Linked DNA regions of Homo sapiens: region 1 is linked to region 2. A link is a contact called in ENCODE Hi-C or POLR2A ChIA-PET data. All regions are on one chromosome and are shown on one strand. Each heading gives the region's core, a stretch centred on a gene start or an enhancer-like site at or near the end of the contact. The rest is flanking DNA. Distances are from core to core; before and after follow the strand shown.

Evidence for each region. Hi-C counts contacts between places; a loop is a spot of excess contacts on that map. ChIA-PET counts read pairs that join two places held with the same protein, here RNA polymerase II (POLR2A). Pooled maps may share reads with other maps.
Region 1: a loop to region 2 is called in a map of CD8-positive, alpha-beta T cell, with 16 times the contacts of the local background. The contact joins the promoter of B4GALT5 here to the promoter of PREX1 in region 2. A Hi-C loop is called at or near these places in 4 of 168 maps with a recorded cell type or tissue (CD4-positive, alpha-beta T cell, CD8-positive, alpha-beta T cell and naive thymus-derived CD4-positive, alpha-beta T cell), 1 of 37 single-sample maps with no recorded cell type and 10 of 50 pooled maps. POLR2A ChIA-PET finds 5 or more read pairs at or near these places in 1 of 52 experiments (OCI-LY7).

The regions. Positions count from the first base shown.
Region 1 is chr20:49,711,680-49,716,553 of GRCh38, reverse strand. B4GALT5 (beta-1,4-galactosyltransferase 5) reads left to right here and starts at 2,676. Exons shown (of 9, transcript NM_004776.4): 1 at 2,676-2,978. The coding sequence starts at 2,864. RefSeq lists silencers at 2,464-2,793, 3,084-3,203.
Region 2 is chr20:48,825,597-48,830,561 of GRCh38, reverse strand. It overlaps PREX1 (phosphatidylinositol-3,4,5-trisphosphate dependent Rac exchange factor 1), which reads left to right and starts at 2,563. Exons shown (of 40, transcript NM_020820.4): 1 at 2,563-2,920. The coding sequence starts at 2,702. RefSeq lists silencers at 1,910-2,589, 3,000-3,069.

The DNA.
Region 1 (4,874 bases), core at 1,427-3,926, 890 kb before region 2:
TATTTTGATGCCTTGTTATTTCAGATAGGTCAGAAATAGAGACTGATCATTGGTACATAGTTTAAATGTAGGAAGGTTTCTCTTTCTCTGTCTATCCAGAACAGACTGGATGTTACAGAATGTTATGGTATAATTGTTAATTCTCTTAGTATTACTGTGGTTTTGAAGGATAATGTAATTTTCCTTAGGATTTGCTACTGAAGTATTAAGGCATGAAGTACTAGTAAGGCAACAACTTACTTTTTTTTATTGTTTTTTTGAGTCAGGGTCTCACTCTGTCTCCCAGGCTGGAGTGCAGTGGCGCTATCTTGGCTCACTGCAACCTCCACCTCCTGGGCTTAAGAGATCCTCCCACCTCAGCCTCCCAAGTAGCTGGGACTATAGGCACACGTCATCACGCCCAGCTAATTCTTTTGTATTTTTTGTGGAAATGGAGTTTTGCCATGTTGGCCAGACTGATCTCAAACTCCTGAGCTCAAGCGATCCATCTGCCTTTGCCTCCCAAAGTGCTGGGATTACAGGTGTAATCGCCCAGCCTACCTTTAAATATTTAGCAAAAAATAAAAATTTTCAACATATGAATATAGATACATACATGTGGAAAAATGATAACAATGATCAAATCCAGGTGGGGAGTGTACAGATGTTTCTTGTACTATTCTTTCAACTTTTCTGTATGTTTGAAAATGTTTCATAGATACGAGGGTTGGGAGGGGCCATTGTGTGGGCCAACAAAAACTATTTGCAAGTTAGATGATTCCGGCTAGTCTGGGATTTCTGGTCCAGGGCCTTACCTGCACTATTTCATCGAATCCACATCACATCCCCGTGGGGTGGGCAGCACTGGGTCCGATTCACAGGTGATGAATAGAGAAGCTCAGAGAGGTAAGTGACTTTCCCAGAGTCACACAGCCAGGAGATGCCAAGCCGAGATTTGAACTCACATCTATCTGAGTCAAAATTCTCTGCTTTCCTTTTTGATCGTTTAAGCCTCTTCTCTTCCACCATACCATTCTCCAGGGGTATTGAATTAGGTGACAGCTAAGCACTCTTACTATGTGCACTTTGCATGTATTACTTAAATCCTCGCAACAACCTGATGAGGTTGCTAATAACCTCCTCCATTTTACCGAGGCACAGAGAGTTTAACTTGCGTGAGGTCACACAGCTAACAATGGAAAAGCTGGGAGTCAGAGAACCTGGGCAGTGTGGCTCTAGACTCCCCACTTAAAGGATCAAAGAAACACTGTAAAAAGTAGAAATCACTTTAGGAATATAAATCAGAATTATTGTTGATTCTCACAGAATCCCTGCAAAGTCCTCTCCCCTCCCCACTGCTTCTGGCATTCCAAGACAGTACCCTAGTTTCAGATATGTCTACACAGGGACACTGGCCTCCTCAGTCCAGCTCCTTGAGGCTACTGCTTCTTGCCATAAATTTCTAGGACTGTTCATTGCCTTCTGAGGTCCTTTGAGCTGATGCTGATCTGAAAGCATTTTTTTGGATATGGTCCCATACCCAGGTGATGGGGATAGGATACCGATTTGCCTGCAGGATAAGAATTAGAGGTCATACAGACTGCTGAGACAGTTACAACCTAGAGGTCAAGGGCCTGACATGGGAGACAGGCCAGTTTTGATTTAAGCCCTTACTGCAAGGCTTGGGTGAATTGCCTTTCCATCTAGAAACCTCAGTTTCCTCATTTGTATGATAGTAATAATAACAGCACACATCTCAAGACTGGTGGGGGAATTTCATGGCATGAGTGAAGTCCATGTTTCTCAGCAGAAGTCTAGAGACATTGACAATTGTTATCATTATGCTATTTCTGATACAGTAGGATCCCTGACTACAGCTCCAAGCTCATCCCTATTTCCCCCCCTACTTCACTGGATTTTATCCATGTTGGCCTTGGATTCAACTCGGGGGCAGATCAGCCCTTTTCCTACCTCAGGGCCTTTACACCTGCTGTTCCCCCTGGTATGACTGCTTTTTCCCCAGCTTATTCAAAAAAGCTGGCGCTTTCTCACCCTTTTATATCTCAGTTCGTGTCACTGCTCAGTGAGGCCTTCCTTGACCACTCCAGCCTGCCTGCAATACATCCTCCTGTTTTATCGTATTCATATGTGTTACCAGTACCTGATATTACTAGCTGATTTGTTTCTTTTATCTCTCACATAATGTAAGTTTCAAGTAGACAGAGATTTTTATCGTTTTTTTTCTCTGTAGCATGCCCAGCGCCAACAACTGTGTCTGGCATTCAATAAATAAATGGTGAATTGAATGAATGAATGAATGAATGAATGAGGGTGTATACCAGGCCGAACCCCCAAGCCTTGCAGTCCCCACTCTTCTGCTGCAGTGGGCAACGAGATGAGTCAGACTTTGTAGATGGCCCCTTGGCCCCCGAGATGGGGGACGAGCTAGCGCGGAGCACTTGGGAGACATTCCCCGAAAGCCTGGGCGGTGGCCGCACTGGGAGAGGGTCTGTCGCCATTTGGCGATTACTCCATGCGGGCTGCTGTGGGCGCCGAGCGAGGGTCGGCGGCGAGCGCAAGCGCGCGGGTCTTTTGCGACGGTGCCCGGCGGCACTGGCCCCGCCTCCCGCGCGTGCGCCCCGCCTCCGCCCCCGCCGCTGCGCCCGCTCGGGGCCGCTCTGGCCCCCGCCCGCTTCATGTGGCCCGGCCCGCGACGGCCGGCGGCTGGGAGCGGCGAGGCGGCGGCGGCGGCGAGTGGCGGCCCGCGAGGCCCGGGAGGCGGTGGCCGAGGCCCAGGCGGTGGCGGCGGCGGCCCAGGAGGCGGCGGACGGGGAGCTGCGGGAGCAGGCCCGGCCTGGCTCTCTAGCGGCCGCCTGGCTGCAGCATGCGCGCCCGCCGGGGGCTGCTGCGGCTGCCGCGCCGCTCGCTGCTCGCCGCGCTCTTCTTCTTTTCTCTCTCGTCCTCGCTGCTGTACTTCGTCTATGTGGCGCCCGGCATAGGTAGGAAGGGGGCTTGGGACCGCGGCGGCTGCCGCTCTGGCCTTGAGGGACCCGGGGAATCCCCGCCCCTCCCTAAGGGGCCCCGGCCGGGAGGCGGCCCTGAGCCTGGTCCTCCGAAGACTCCGGAGTCCTGGCCCGGCTCTCGGGGACGCCAGGACATTCCTGCCCTCCGCACCCCAACAGGCGCCCGGGATCCCTCTCCCGCGCCAGCCTCCGGCCCACCCCGCCCCTCCTAACGCCACCCTCGCGAACCCGACTGTACCTTCACGCCCGCCCCTTGCTCCGGAACCCCCTTCCCGCTCTTGCCTCGCTGGAACTCCCACTTCCCGCTCCTCTGCTCGAGAACTCCCGCTTCCCCTTCCCTTCCCCGGGGTCTCCTCGAACCCCCATTCCCGGCATTCCCCGCACCCCAGTCCCCCGCGGCGCGCCCGCTCTTCGCCGAGCCCATGTGCCCGGGTCCCAGGCCGCCCCACCTTCTAGCTCCCATCCATCCTCCCCCACTCCCCATGACTCCATCGTTTCCTGCTCCCGTGAGCCCCCTCCCTCCCCTTTCTTCCTCTACTTCCCCTATTACATCCACCTCCAGGTCCTCCTCCCTAACTCACGTTCACCTCTTCAGTGGCCTGATCTCTCTGCCTGCCGGTGGCACCCCCCTTCCCCTTACAGAGGTCCACCCCCATTCAATCTCCTGCTAATCCCCTGAGCGTCCCATGCCTCTTCCCCATCTCCCCCCCCCCCACCTCGCGTACCCACAAGGGCACATCCTTGTCACCTTTGCCCCCAGCCCCCCAGACTTTCAGCCACAGCTTCTTTCTCAACTGAAGACCTGGGGAAGGGGTGCTGTCTGTGTTCTTTCTTCCACTTCTGCCCTCTCCTAGCCTTGAGGGTAGATGGTGTGGTTCTTCAGTATTGGATAGTGCCTGCTCTGCGGACAAAGGAGAAGTTTAAATTGTCCGTAGAGAAGGGGATATGATTGGGGCCTTTGGGAAATGGTACCAGGTGAGAAGGGGGAGCATGGAGGAAAGATGTAATGGGTACTCCTTCTTTTCAAAGTCTTATCCTTTAAAGGAAAGGCGGTCTCTGGAGAAACTGACCCTCCCACCCCTCCCCCGCCTGCCCCAAGCATAGTCTTTTATAAGACCACAGGGCACCAGTTAGGACAGGAAGAGATCAGAAGGAAAGACAGCATGAAGGTTAAGAGCGGAGGACACAGAGGTCAGACTTGGATTCCAATCTCTGCCCTGTATGACCTTGGGCAGGTTACTAAGCCTTTGCATTTCTCCTCTGTAAAATGGGAATGTGAGTCCCAATCTCATACAGTGTTAAGGATGGAAGTAGATACATGTTCTTTAAAAGCACTTACCACTGTACCTGGTGCTTGAAGAGTTTTAAAAATAAGTAAATAAAGGCAGCTATTACATGTAACTTCCAGGAAGAAGGGAGTTAGGTGGAACGCTTAAGGAATGTGTTTGCCTGACTTGGCATCACTATGAGGAAACCTCAGTTTATGGTGAAAAATGATCAGAAGATGCTGCTGGGGTAGGGGCAGGGAGAGTAAATTCTGCTAGAAAAATTTTGGATTATATGGATTTTAGGAAAGGGTTGATGGTTTAGCTGTAGGGAAATGCCTTTTAGGATTGTAGCAATAACTAGTGCCATTCTCTGTTGACCTGTCAACGCAGAACTAGCTGAATAGAGAAATTTCCAGATAGAGCAGGAGATCGTCTCCTGATTATTTTTTAAGCATATTTTACTTGTGGTTAATGTTGATGTTTTGAACTATCAACTAGATCTGGGAAGATAGAACAGGCAGCATCAGATTGCCTTGTTTACAAAGTGTCATCACGAAAAGTGTTCCTCTAGGAAGGCATAATATGTGGCCTGATGGATTTGATG
Region 2 (4,965 bases), core at 1,314-3,813:
GGTGAAATGTGGGATTTGTGTGTAAACTTGAGGCTAACCTTCCTTGGTCATGGGCTGAGAAGGGAACTAACATTTGTTGAGCACCTACTCTGTGCCAGCTATGTGTGTCAGGTACTTTACATCAGTGGTTCTCAACAGGGGGCAATTCTGTCCCCAGGGATATCTGGCAATGTCTGGAGACACTTTTTCTGTTTATTTTTGAGGCAAGGCTTACTCTGTTGTCCAGGTTGGAGTGCAGTGGTGTGATCACAGCTTACTTGCAGCCCTGACCTCCTGGGCTCAAGCAAGCTCCCCACCTCAGCCCAGCAGCTGGTACTACAGGTGTGTGCCACCATGCCCAGCTAATTTTTAAAATTTTTTTGTAGAGACAGGGTCTTGCTATGTTGCCCAGGCTGGTCTTGAACTTCTGGGATCAAACAATCCTCCCACTTGGACCTCCTAAAATTCTGGGATTAGAGGCCGGAGCCACTGTGCCCAGCCTGGAGACATTTTTGATTCTCAGATTGGGGAGGGAGTGCTACTGGCATCTAGTGGGTAGGGGACGCGGCTAAATGTCCTGAAATGCACAGGACACGCCCCTCCCCCAACAAAGAGTTATGTGACTCCAAATGTCAATAGTCCCAAGGTTGAGAAAGTCTGTATTGCATAGAATTCGCTCTCACAAAGACTCCCCTTTTACAGATTAGACGACTGAGGCCCAGAGAAATAACGTGTCTTGGCCAAGGTTACCCTGCCAGTTGGATTTGGACTGGGATACAAATGCAAGCCCGCTTCATTCCATGGTCCATTATGTTCCAGCCATGTTCTCCCCTCGTGGTAGACAGAATTAATTTAAAGATGAGGAAACGGAGGCTCAGAAAGGTACCGTGAACAGTTTAAAGTCACAAAGCAGAGATACTCCAGAGGCCTTTATTAGGAATAAAAATATAAATAAAAAACCAGCTACCTTTGGACACAATTGACTCCACTACCCAAGCGTGACAGGCTCACCTATCTCATGTCCTTTACTCCCTGCCCAGGGGAACTTCACTCAGCCCAAGGCCCAGATCAAATGCTACCTTGCCCATGATCCCAAAGAAAGAAGTCAGAGAGGGCAGAAGCCACCCCATTCTCTCCCTGTGTCCTTAGGCACTTACAGTATTGAGAGGCCAATGGGAGGAAAATCCTAGGCTTTTGGAACAGGAATAAATAAGCAATGTTTCTGTCCATAAAATGACTACAGTCTAGAGGCGGATACTATGTGGATCACTTTATCCCCTGCAGAGACGATACAATCTCTGGTCCGGAAACACGGGTGATTAGGGATTGTATGGGCCATTTGAGAGTGGGGCCAGGCTTAGAGGGCCGTTCACACATGCAATAATAGTAAGAACAAACATTTACAGAGAACTTTCTAGGTGTTGGGCTTCACACATGCAATAATAGTAAGAACAAACATTTACAGAGAACTTTCTAGGTGCTAAGTACTTCCCATGGAACCCCGGGGAGGACCTTGGAGCTAGGTACCATGATCGTTCCCGTTATACTGATGAAAACACTGAGGATCTTGAAGCAAGGAAACCAGCCCAAGGCCACCCGGCCAGCAAGTGGGGAGCTAGGATTTGAACCTGAGCAGCTGACTCTAGGCCCCAGAACTTCCTCCCCTCTCCATACCTTCCGATAAGGCGGGTGATGATCAACATTGCCCAGAGCAACCTGACAAGAAGCTGGGTTTCCCAAGGCCTTATCCCATGGGGTGGGTGGATGGAAGGGGGAGCAGGCAGGGTACCTGCCACTTGATCAATAACTCAAGAGCAGGTAATAATTTCTTCTGGGAAAGGTGGAAAGGGCAGGGTCAGGGGGCAAAGAAGTTCAGAAAGAAAAGGAAGGAAGGAAAGAGAGAGATGGGAAAGGAAACGGGAAAGAGAAAAGTGAGAGCGAGCGCGCGCCACGCATGTTCCTTCCCAAGGTCGTGGTAGCACCGAGGGCACCGCGAGGGCCCGGCGTTCCCGGGAGGGGCCGTCACTGCCCAGAGAGGGGCCGTCACTGCCCAGGCAGCGGTCGCCCCTGACTTCCCGGGGCCGCGGAGGCGCGCGTGGCGGGGCTGGCTTGCCCCCGAGCGGCTCCGCAGCGAGCTTTCCCAGCCCGGTGTTTACTTGGCCCGAGCAGCGGCCGGACCTGCAAGCAGGAGCCTGCGCGCGGCGGGTGTCGCGTGTGCCGGGTGGGAGTGGCGTAGCCCGCGGTGACTGCGGGTTGGGGGGGCGCCACGCGTCCGGGCGCGGAGTTGGTACGCTCGGTTCGGCGTGCGCGCGGCCTCGGACTCCCGGCTCCGCGGGGCCCTTCCGGAGGCTCCCGCCCGACCCCCGAGCTTCCGACGGAGGCGCCGAGCGCCGCGCCGCGTCCCCAGGGGCCCCGTGCACGCGCAGAGCGCCTCTGCGGCCGAGCGCGGCGTGGCACTTGGCAGACGGTCCCTGGCGCGGGGGCGGGGGGCCAGCCGTCTGGGAGCCCCGAGGGCCGCCCCCTCCCGCCCCTCGCCCGGCCCCCGCGCGCTGCCTCCGCCCCCGGCCCAGCCGCCCGGCCCCCAGTCCCGCCCGCCGCGCCGGGAGCCCGGCCCGCCGCTGAGCCCGGCCCGCCGGCGCGCCCCGTCCGGGATGGGGCGCCTGGACGCCTGAGTTGCCGCTCGGCGCGACGGAAGGAGCCGGCGCCGCGCGGCCGCGCTAGAATGGAGGCGCCCAGCGGCAGCGAGCCCGGCGGCGACGGGGCCGGGGACTGCGCCCACCCGGACCCCCGGGCCCCTGGCGCCGCGGCGCCCAGCTCCGGCCCCGGCCCGTGCGCGGCCGCCCGGGAGTCCGAGCGCCAGCTGCGCCTCCGCCTCTGCGTCCTCAACGAGATCTTGGGCACCGAGAGGGACTACGTGGGCACCTTGCGCTTCTTGCAGTCGGTGAGTGTCGCTCGGGAGCTTGGGGACAGCTTTCCCTCCAGCCGCTCGCCCCGCTGCGGTCCCCACAACCTGTGGCCGTGGTCCCCGTGGGTGGAGAATTGCCTCGGGGGCGCCCCGCAGGGCGCGCGGAAAGCGGGGGGGATCCGAGCTCCTCCAGAGCTGTCGCGTCGCCTCCCTCCCTGGCCGGCGCACGGTCCTGCTCCGACCGGGGCTCTCCCGCACTCCACTTCCCCGCGGCGCGCGCTGCCCTTTTGTCTTTTCTTCCCCGTCCCCGCCTTTCAAATAGTTTTAAAATTAGTTACATCCGCGATGCAGGGGCTTGGGGACCCCGGCGGCGCCGGGAGCTGGCGCTCCTGCGTCTTTTTCCCAGGAATAACTACGCGCCCGGTGCACCACTCATCTAGGACATACCGTAGGAGCCCCAGAGCCCAACGTCCCTGCGCGTTGATGGAGTAGGATAAAACCTGAAGCTCAGAGGAGGGGCGGGGATTGACAGAACCCCAGGGTAGAATCCCCCATGCACAGGTTTTTGCTGGAGTTCGGGGAGAGTGGGTTTCGAACTCAAAACTCGGCAGTCCAGGCTCCCTAACTGCATCCACCCCCACCAACTCCCCATCTCCAAGTGCAAAACCACGGCCTCAGACTTTGTAAAATAACAACCGACCACTTACTATGTGCCAGACACCTTACATGTGTCATTAATTAGCAGGTTTAACCTTCACAGGCGGTCTATGAAGTAGGGACGAGTATTTCCCCCATTTTTAATTAAAAAAATTTTTTTTTGAGACGGAGTCTCCCTCAGTCACCCAGGCTGGAGTACAGTGGCGCAATCTCGGTTCACTGCAACCTCCGCCTCCCGGGTTCAAGCAATTCTCTTGCCTCAGCCTCCCGAGTAGCTGGGATTACAGGCACGCGCCAGCCACCACGGCCGACTAATTTTTGTATTTTTATCAGAGAGGGGATTTCACCATGTTGGCCATGCTGGTCTTGGACTCCTGGCCTCAAGTGATCCGCCGACCTCGGCCTCCAAAGTGCAGGGATTACAGGCGTGAGCTACTGGGTCCTGCCTCCTCCGTTTTTAAGATTGGGAAAGTTTAGCTCCAGAGGGGCCGGGTAGCTTGTCTGGGATCGCACAGCTGATTAAGTGGGGGTACTGGGCTTTGAACCGGGACTATCCCAGCTGGTGTTCTAAACCCCTATTCTATGCTGCATTTTTCTTTTGCTTTTTTTCTGTGAGAGGGAGGAAGGGGCCACTTCCCTACTCTCCTAGGAAGTGAGAAAAGTGGCCAGCGGGTGGAGGGGGTGGGACGGGGCAGAGCCTTGGATGGAAGTTAGGAGACTCTAAAGTCTTTAATCTCCATGCCTCCTGCTGGGGCCTCATTTACTCCCCTTCTCTGCTCTAGGAAGTCTTTTAATCCTGGTTCAGGAAGGGCTGGTGTGGGGGTGGCTCTTTCAAAGACCCTAGAGCCAGGCTTTGTAGCTCCTAGTCTTTGGGAGAAAGAGGGAGACTCTGGGGTCCTCTGGGGCTCCTCATGGCTTAGGGGTGCAGCTGAGGCTGTGTGAGATCAGAGTTCCAGCTCAGGGAGGAGACAGCCTTAGACTAGAGCCCTTCTGCCTGTGAAAGGAGATGTACTGGGGGCAGGGGGATGTGGGAGAGGGGGTTGTGCAGAAGCATTGAAAACCATTTGGCTAAAGGACCCTTCTAGGAAGGCCTGTAAGAATAAGGCAGGATTGGCTTTCTTTCCCATCCCTTCTTCTCTCACAGTTTCGGGGGTGGGGGGTGGGGGAAGAATTTGTTCTGTTAGAAGCTGGCAGTTTTTGAATTAAACATGTAGACAACCCTGGTGTCTCTGAGCAATGTCAAATTCTAGGGAACTCCTGACTTCTCCTTCTGAGCCACTCCATGCTCCTCTGCTTGGAAGAGAAACAGGAAATACAAACCAATTTTGATATTAATGGGAAAGAAAATATACCTCTCCCTCCCACGCCCCTGCCCTAGATGGTGTGTTTCATTTTAGAACAGATCTAGATTGTGTTTGAGTTAA